2 separate regions of the Homo sapiens genome follow, and region 2 is linked to region 1. The links are chromatin contacts, found by Hi-C in ENCODE. All regions are on one chromosome and are shown on one strand. Each heading gives the region's core, a stretch centred on a gene start or an enhancer-like site at or near the end of the contact. The rest is flanking DNA. Distances are from core to core; before and after follow the strand shown.

What was found. A loop is a pair of places that touch in the nucleus more often than their neighbours do. Pooled maps may share reads with other maps.
Region 2: a pooled map shows a loop between it and region 1 (5-fold over the local background). The contact joins two enhancer-like sites. A Hi-C loop is called at or near these places in 2 of 37 single-sample maps with no recorded cell type and 3 of 50 pooled maps.

The regions. Positions count from the first base shown.
Region 1 is chr10:70,488,315-70,492,386 of GRCh38, reverse strand. All of the region lies in intron 1 of PALD1 (phosphatase domain containing paladin 1), which reads right to left. Among named protein-coding and RNA genes, the nearest start is that of PALD1, 12 kb to the right of the region's middle. RefSeq lists a silencer at 2,065-2,164. Within about 2 kb of position 2,071, at least 2 of the 41 ENCODE cell types and tissues checked have a DNase peak (open chromatin) inside an H3K27ac peak, as active enhancers do.
Region 2 is chr10:71,691,287-71,695,900 of GRCh38, reverse strand. It overlaps CDH23 (cadherin related 23), which reads right to left. Exons shown (of 70, transcript NM_022124.6): 21 at 1,642-1,754; 22 at 376-483. Among named protein-coding and RNA genes, the nearest start is that of C10orf105, 26 kb to the left of the region's middle. RefSeq lists an enhancer at 1,779-1,848. Within about 2 kb of position 1,605, at least 17 of the 41 ENCODE cell types and tissues checked have a DNase peak (open chromatin) inside an H3K27ac peak, as active enhancers do.

The DNA of each region.
Region 1 (4,072 bases), core at 822-3,321:
TTACACTTTTTCAACTTTACAATGGTAGAGTGATACAAATCGCAGGATGTAAAGAGGTCCTTGACTTACCACGGAGTTATACGCAGATAAACCCATTGTAAAGTTGAAAAAGCATAAGTGGAACCACCATAAGTCAGGGACCGTCTGTATATGACTTAATGATTTTTAGTATATTCACAAAGTTGTGCAACCATCACCGCTGTCTAATTCCAGAACATCAAACTCAAAAAGTTAAACAAAGACTTACCATATGACCAAGCAATCCCACTGCTAAGTATATACCCAAGAGAATAAAAAACAAGTATCCAAACAAATACTTGCACATGAACATTCATAGCAGCCAAACAGCTATTCACAATAGCCAAAAGGTAGAAACAACCCAAATGCCCATCAAATAATAAACGAATAAACAAAGTGCGGCCTATCCATACAATGGAAAGTTACTCAGCCATAAAAGGGAATGGAGTACTGATATTTGCTACAACACAGATGAGCCCTGAACACTATGCTAAGTGAAAAAAGCCAGACACAGAAGGTCACATATTACATGATTCCCCTTACATGAACTATCCAAAATAGGTAAATCCAGAGACAGAATGCAGATCCATGGTTGCCAAGGCTGGGGGAGGGGAAACTGGGAGGGATTACTTAATGGATGGATGGAGTTTTCCTTTTGGGGTGATGAAAATGTTTTGGAACTGAAAATGTTTGTGGTGATGGTTGCAAAACATTGCAAATGTACTGTCACTGAACTGTACACTTTAAAAGGGTTATTTTAATGTCATTTCAAAAAGTAATGAGAGCATCCCCTGGTCATCTGAATAACCATCTCATAAGCAAGCAGTGCCCTACAATTTGAGCCTCAAGTTTGCTCCTGTGTTTACAATCCAGTTCCTTCTCCATGAAGGCCAAATGATATCATCACACACAGCACAAAGAAAGGTTGTGATTCAAATAGGAAAAAAAAAGCAGGTGGGGAGGGAGAACAGAGCCACCCCATAGCCCATGGCAGCCTGGAGGTGCCCAGTTCAAAGGCCCAGCCTCTTAGCAGTCAGGACCATGTGCATGTTGACAGCATCTGTGTGAAGTGAGTAAAGCCCATCTCTGTGCCAAATTCCTGATTCCTACAAGAAGTGGGTTTAGGCTGGGCACAGTGGCTCACGCCTGTAATCCCAGCACTTTGGGAGGCCGAGGCAAGTGGATCACGAAGTCAGGAGATCGAGACCATCCTGGCTAACATGGTGAAACCCCGTCTCTACTAAAAATACAAAAAATTAGCCAGGCGTGGTGGCAGGTGACTGTAGTCCCAGCTACTCAGGAGGCTGAGGCAGAAGAATGGTGTGAACCCAGGAGGCGGAGCTTGCAGTGAGCCCAGATCGCACCATGCCTGGGCGACAGAGCGAGACTCTGTCTCCAAAAAAAAAAGAAGTGGGTTTAAGAGCCACTACAAGCAGATTTCAATAATGCCACTATTCCATGCTTATCTTCAATCAAACAAGCCAGCTTTCCGAGTATCGGGCAATACCCCATTAAAACAGACATTCAGGGATTGCTCACACGTAGTCTAGGCTTAAATGTGAGGTCTGATTACCCCAACCCGTCCCATCAGCCCAACATTATTAGTACTTCCCTATACAACAGGCCCAAGAAACAGAGGCAGGGAACACAGGAGAGGCCCAAGGGCACAGCTCTCTACCATCAACCCAAGGCTGGCAATGTAGGTGCAGTTAACATCCTTCCAATTAAAGTAATTGTTCATTGGAAATGAGTTGGCTTTCTGGTTTTACTACTATTTCCTGTTTTTTTAATAGTTTTGTAAAAACTTTAAGTCTAAGGTGCTTATGCCTGGTCTTATACACATTTCAGTTATATTACAGTAAGAATAATGTCAATCAGCAAGTGAGGGGTTTGTTGTTGTTTTTCAAAAGGGAGTCCTGAGCTCAGGAGTTGAAGACCTGGGCAACACAAGACCTTGTCTCTATTAAAAAAACTTTTAAATTAGCCGGATGTGGTGGCACATGCCTGTGGTCCTAGCTACTCAGGAGACTGAGGAGGGAGGATCACCTGAGCCCAGGAGGTTGAGGCTTCAGTGAGCCGTGATTGCACCACTGCACCCCAGCCTGAGCAACAGAGTGAGACCTTTAAAAAAGAGAGAGAGAGAGAGGGCCAGGCGTGGTGGCTCATGCCTGTAATCCCAGCATTATGGGAGGCCGAGGCAGATGGATCACCTGAGGTCAGGAGTTCAAGACCAGCCTGGCCAACACGGTGAAACCTCATCTCTACTAAAAATACAAAAATTAGCTGGGCATGGTGGCAGGTGCCTGTGATCCCAGCTACTCGGGAAGCTTAGGCAGGAGAATCGCTTGAACCCGGGAGGCGGAGGTTGCCATCAGCCGAGATCACGCCACTATACTCCAGACTGGGCAACAGAGCGAGACTCCATCTCAAGAAAAAAAAGAGAGAGAGAGGGAGTCTACAAAAAACCCATATGTTGTATGATTTCATTTATATGAAATGTCTAGAATTAGCAAATCTATAGAGATACAGAGCATGCTAGCGGGCTGGGGGTGGGGAGTGACTACCAATGGGTACTGGGGTATCTTTTGAGGTTGATGAAAATGTTGTAAAATTAGACTGTGGTGAGACAACAGCTCTTTGAATGTACTAAAAGCTACTAAATGAGTGAATTGTACAGCATGTGAATTAGATCTCAATAGGGCTGTGAATTGGAAGTCCACGTATTACCCACATTTGAGCAGCACTGAGCTGCAGAAAGGGAGACATCCACAAACCCACCTATGCAGAGCTCCCTGCCAGGTCCTCCCCTCCCCCTACAGGATTCCTGAGCCCAGGATGAGACCCCAAGTCACAAGACAACCCCTTCCTGGGTAAGCAAGTGGCTGCCCTGGAACCACCACACAGGATTCCTATCTCCCAGAACCCATGTCTTACAATTAAGGCACTACTTTGTACTGTTAAGTTAGGGAAAACTTAAAAACAATGAAAACAACCAACTTTAGGATGCAGGGGATGGGGTTCATCTACACATCGATGGCAGTGTCAAGGAAAGCAGCATGACATAAGACTCAGAGCACCTGGGACCCCACTGGCTGCAGTCTCATTGGTTGGGGTTGGGGTGGGGCCAGGAGGGTGAAAATCTGAGCCCAGGCAGCCCCTTCCTCAGAGGCCACAGGCATCCCATCCTCCACCCACGTAGGCTGGGCAAGATAGCTATTGGGAGGCCCCTACAGGCTGCCTAAAGAGACTTTGGCAAGGGGCAACTCCCCAAGGGTCCCTCTTCTGTCAACCCAACGAACTGCCCTCTCCTGGGCCTATTCCTTCCAGTGACACTTCAGAGAGACGGGAAGAAGCCCCCACCAGCGGCAGCCAAGTCGGGGTCATTGGTGAAGCGGCAGAAGGACACATCCGCCCAGAACCCCCAGCAGTAGGAGGATACATCCACCCAGACCCCCAGCAGCAGGAGGATACATCCACCCAGACCCCCAGCAGCAGAATACATCCACCCAGACCCCAGGGACGGGTCACGACAGAGGCTGTTTTGGACAGACTGATCCCCTTTGATCCAATGCTACTCTTCTCCAGAACCTGCTCTAAATTAACCACCTCCAGGAAGACTTCTTCCCATCTCTCCCAAAGCCTCGCCAAGCCCCAGCTCAGGGCATGTGCTCAGAACTCCCATGGCAGTGGTGGGGTCCCTCTGCATGATACATGGCCGGATGAAAGCAGGCCCCACAGCCATGGACCGAGTTTGAGCTCATTTACACCCCAAAAATAAAAAACCACACAAATTCATGTAGAGGTACAGAAAAAAGACCAAAGGATACTCAGCACACTGCTGACAGTGTTACCTACGGGGACCAGAGAGAGGGGAAGGAGGGGAAAGGGGACTTTGACATTTTACTTTCTATGAAGCTACTACTTGAATATTTTGTGAAGATTATTTTAGGCCAGGCATGGTGGCTTACGCCTGTAATCCCAGCACTTTAGGAGGCTGAGGCAGGCAGATCACTTCAGTCCAGGAGTTCAAGACCAGCCTGGGCAACAGGGCAAA
Region 2 (4,614 bases), core at 356-2,855, 1.2 Mb before region 1:
GTGGAGCTGGGGCTTGTGCAGTGTAGGGGTGGGAGCTCTCCAGAGGGGGTGGCCAGAGTCCTGGGCTCTAAGGGCACGTGTGGCTCACAAGCGGAACCGGCCAGAGCTCCCCTGCCACTGTCCCTGGGCTGCCTGAAGCTCCCTTTGACAAAGCCTGAGGCCTACTGACACTGGAGGCCGGATGAGGGCTTTCCCTTGACCTCTGACTGCCTTTCACCATGCAGGAGAACCGCTAGAACTCTATTGCAAGAGCCAGCTCAGAGGGACACAGAGTCCACCAGCCCCATAGGGGAAGGCCCCCTGGAATCGCAGTGGGAGGGGCACAGACCCCTGGGAAGGGCCGCCTGGCAGTTCTGCTGCTCTGCCACCACCTACCGTGGTCACATCAGAGTCTGGAGGGGTCATCTCCACCAGGTTGATGTAGTAGGGTGCGTCCTTCCACGTGGGGTGGTTGTCATTGATGTCCAGGAGGGTGATGTTTACCTGTGAAGCCATAAGGGGCGCTGGGAGACACACCCAGCTGAGATGGGCCAGGGCAGGGCCTGCCAGGGGAAAAGTGCTCAGATGCCCACGGGCAATCTTCGCATTAATTCTGCCAGCTCCACCAACCTTGGGAGCCTTGGGCAGAGCCTGGGCTTTCGAGGGCAGGAAGGAGCCAGGCCGCTTCAGGAGAGAGAGTTCCAGTGTTGTCCCATCAGGAGGCAGTGGAATGGATGTGATAAGCCCTGAAATCCTTGCTGTGACCTGGGGCTTCCCCCATCCCTGCCTCCAGTCTTGGCTGAAGGTGACTGACAGGGTGGGGGATCTAATAGAATCCCTTGAGCCTCCCCGTCTCAGCTACAAGCCAAGCAATTTCCCTGCTCACCTGCCACCAGGTACATTATTTATAGGGCTCTGATTCCTATTAGTAGGAGCCTCCCTTGACAGAGTAGGGCACTGGGGATTTTTCCATCAAATCCCTGGCCACGCGATACCGTCTCCAGCCTCTCTGGCTGGGTAAGGATGGGGTGGCTGCTGCAGACTGGGTGAGGGCCACAGTTTTGAGGGTGAGCCAAAGAAACCGAATGGGGAACAAAGAGGGGAGGTGGCTGGAGTGACTGTCAGCTGGTCCTCCCGCTTCCTCTCCCACAGAGGGCTTCTCACTTCCCCTTTCACTTCTGCAGCCGAGAGCTCATTCGAGGCCCCCACGTTTCGTTCCTCTAGCTTTCTACTCTCTGGGGCACATTAGATGGGGGAGAACAAGCCCCCAGGGACCCTCCAGGGCCCTGCTTCCTGCTCTGAGCTGCTCTTCCTCGCAGGAATGCCTGCTTCTGCTTTGTTGACAGGCACCAAGGCAAGGAGGGGCCTATGGGGCTCATGCCTTCTGCCACCTGCCCTCCTGGATTTTTAGGGGCAGGAGAGAAAGTATTTCATTTTGCTCCTCCCAAGTGCCCCTACATTCCTGGTGGTGATGCCTTTCTTCCCCACAGCTGTGGTGGCCCCGGGGGCTGACCTCTGCTGCTGATGGGTTCATTTTCGCCCCCTTGCTCATTCTCACAAAGCCTCACACTGGCTCAGGACACGGGGGTCCAGAGGTACAAGCAGGGAGCAGCAGCCTGGCCGGCGAGGGGGAGCTGGGGCACGGGAGGGGAGCGCACTCACGGTGGCGATGCCAGTTTTCTGGTTGTGGCCCACACCCCCGTCCACTGCGCGAACGATGAGGATGTATTCAGACTTGGTCTCTCGGTCAAGCAGAGACGTGGTGGTGATTTCCCCTGCCAGAGAGAGAAGTGGGTGCGTGAGAGGGTTTGGGTGGGCCAGGGAGAGAGGGAGGGAAGAAGAGAGAGAGCGAGGGAAGGAGAGAGGGTGAGAACTTGCACGAGAAATGTTAGCAAGCTACCATGATCTGGCGGCCTGGATGTGTTCCTGAGCTGGTGCTCACAGTGGGAGACGGGAGAGCTCCTGTGCCTTGGGAGCTGGTTCCCCAGGGCTGGGCAACATAACCCCATGAGGAGGAAATATTTGCAGATGTGGGAAAATCTAGGCTGATTCTCGGGGTTAGGGGCTGGAGAACAGGGCAGGAGGGCCATTAGGCCTTAAGCTCAGTCACAGATCACCTCTTGTTTAGACTTTTGACATTATCTTACTGGCTTTCTCACCTGGAGCTAGTTACTTCAATCCTCTGTGCCTCAGTTTCCTCATAGGGTCCAAAGGGAACCATAATAGGAACTACCTCATAGGGCTATTGTGGGGTTAATTTAATTAAGATCATGGAAATCTTAGAACAGTGCCAGGCACTGTTTATTTATACAGTCACAGAAATACAATGACAGGAAATAAAAACACCGGGTGTTCACATGCGTCTAACTTGTGACTCATTACTGGACAGTTCAACCTATCCAACCTTATCGTGCATTGATAATTAATAGTTATAAAATAATTTCCTAATTACATTGTGAAGAGCATAATTACATTGCCTCGAGTTGTTTTAGTGTGCTAAATCTGAACAATTAAACAACATTTCTTGTTCGCCTGTATTTGGTCTTTCTTTGTATTTTGGTGTAACTGAAATGCAAACATCACCCTGATAGTGGCGTGCTGGTAAATGTTTGACAACTGGCTCCCCAAAATAAAAAAAAAAAAAGGCATTTGCCAATTTCCTTGGTGTAAATAGCCCCACCAGGGCCCATTTTAAGCTACCAACTTGGTGGTATTGAATATGGAGTTCACAATTGAGTGCCTCGCTAGCTCTTGGGAGCAGGGTGAGCCAGTCCCAGCAGACTTCAGCAATCACAGCAGCCAGGCCATTTACTATCTTGCATCAGCCATGGGAGAGCACCCACGTGGTGAAGATGTGAGATGTGGATTTGAATTCTGATTATGGCCCTTCCCAGACGCTTGGCCTTGGAGAATTTTAATTCTTTGAAGCTTCAGTTTTCTCATCTATAAAATGGAGATTAGTGTGACTTCCATGCAGAGCCGTTGTGAGGCTACAGTAATTCTAGGTGAGGCTCCCAACACTCAGAAAATGACTGTTTTCTTCCAATGGACCGTGAGCATTCTCCACGGGCAGGGCCTGTGTGCTATCCATCTTTTTATCCCCATTGCCTGAGCTGTGTGACCTGGGCCAAGTCGCTTAACTTCTCTGTGCTTGGTTCTTTCCACCATAAAACAAGGCAGCTGGACCAGATTGCTTTTAGGACTGCTTCTACCCTGACAGTTCCCTCTGTGGCACACTGGCTTGCCCTCTGGTCTGTGCAGGGGCTGAGCAGGGAGCTGGGGGTGGGTGACAGGGCAGCTTAGGTGCTGAGGCCAGGAATGGAAGACTCACAAAGGTCTGCCCAACGAGCCACACTCCCTGCCAGGGTGGTGTCAAGTAATTGGCAGGGCGAGGAAGAAATTAATCTCTAAAAAGTTTTAAACGTGAACTTGTCGGCATGATAGATGGCCTCTCCTGTCTAGGAAATTAGATCCAATTAAGGCCACCTCTGTGGAGCAGCCCTGGCTAATTTGACCGAGGAACTCAGAGGAAAACACTTACACCTTTGGAGACAAAGTCGTGTTAAGGCAGCAAGAAAATGTCTGTGTCATTAAAGGCCCCAGGTGGAGCTGGAGCCCCGACTGGGGAGGCAAGGGCGGGGGTGGCTAAAAGGCCAGGGAGCTACTCATATAATGGCGCCTTTAATGTTTGGATTCTGGAGTCAGAAGTTCGTGCTCTGCGAGTCCTCAGTCAGGTTACTTAACCTCCCCAGTGGCTCAGCTTCCTCATCTGGAAAATGGGGATAAGGCTAGTACCTGCCTCACAGGTGAGGAGGGCAGAATGAGATGCTGCTGCTGCTCAGAGCCCTGGGAACAGTGCTGGGCATGTGGTTCATATCCATTCATGACATGACTCTGAGACCCCTGGGAATGAGGGCTCACTGTGGGGGAAGCTCCTGAGAGCTGGGAGGAGGGCCCTCACTTTCTCAGAGATAGAAAAGGAGGCTCACAGTGGCCCTGGGTCCCCTTCCTCAGTCTTCGTACCCATCAGCACCGGCCATCTGCTCCCCAAGCCTCCAGGAAAAGGGATTGAAGGCTGACTTCCAACGTGGAGGGATGGATAGCAGGAAGAGCTGATGCCCTGCTGGCCACTGACCACCTGCAGCAGGGATGGCCAGTGTCCACCAAAGATTCCTGCTCCCTTCCCAGGGGAGAATTATTACTTGGATGTGACTGCCAGGCAGGGCCTGGCCCATAACCTCCTCCTAGTGCTCTGACAACCCATGCTCTCTTTTCCCTTCTGCAGTGACCTTGGAGCCACAACATGGAAGGGGCCTGGGTCCCAGAATCATCATGTGGAAGGCTGTCACTCAACATCTACATGGGTTGACTATATGAATTTGAATTTGTATTGTCTCAAGCCACTGAGATAGGGTGTAGCTGTTTAGCATCGACAGTTCCTTTAACTCATACAGAAATGCGTATTGGAAGTGGGGTGCCTTGCATGCCCACTGAGCTGACTAGCAACCTCATGAGGTCAGAGCCATGTCTTATTCCTTCCTGTACCCCAGCACCTGGCTCAGAGCAGCCCCCACCCCAATTTCTGAATGAACATATGAATAAATGAACATATGAATGAATGTACAGAAGTCCCAA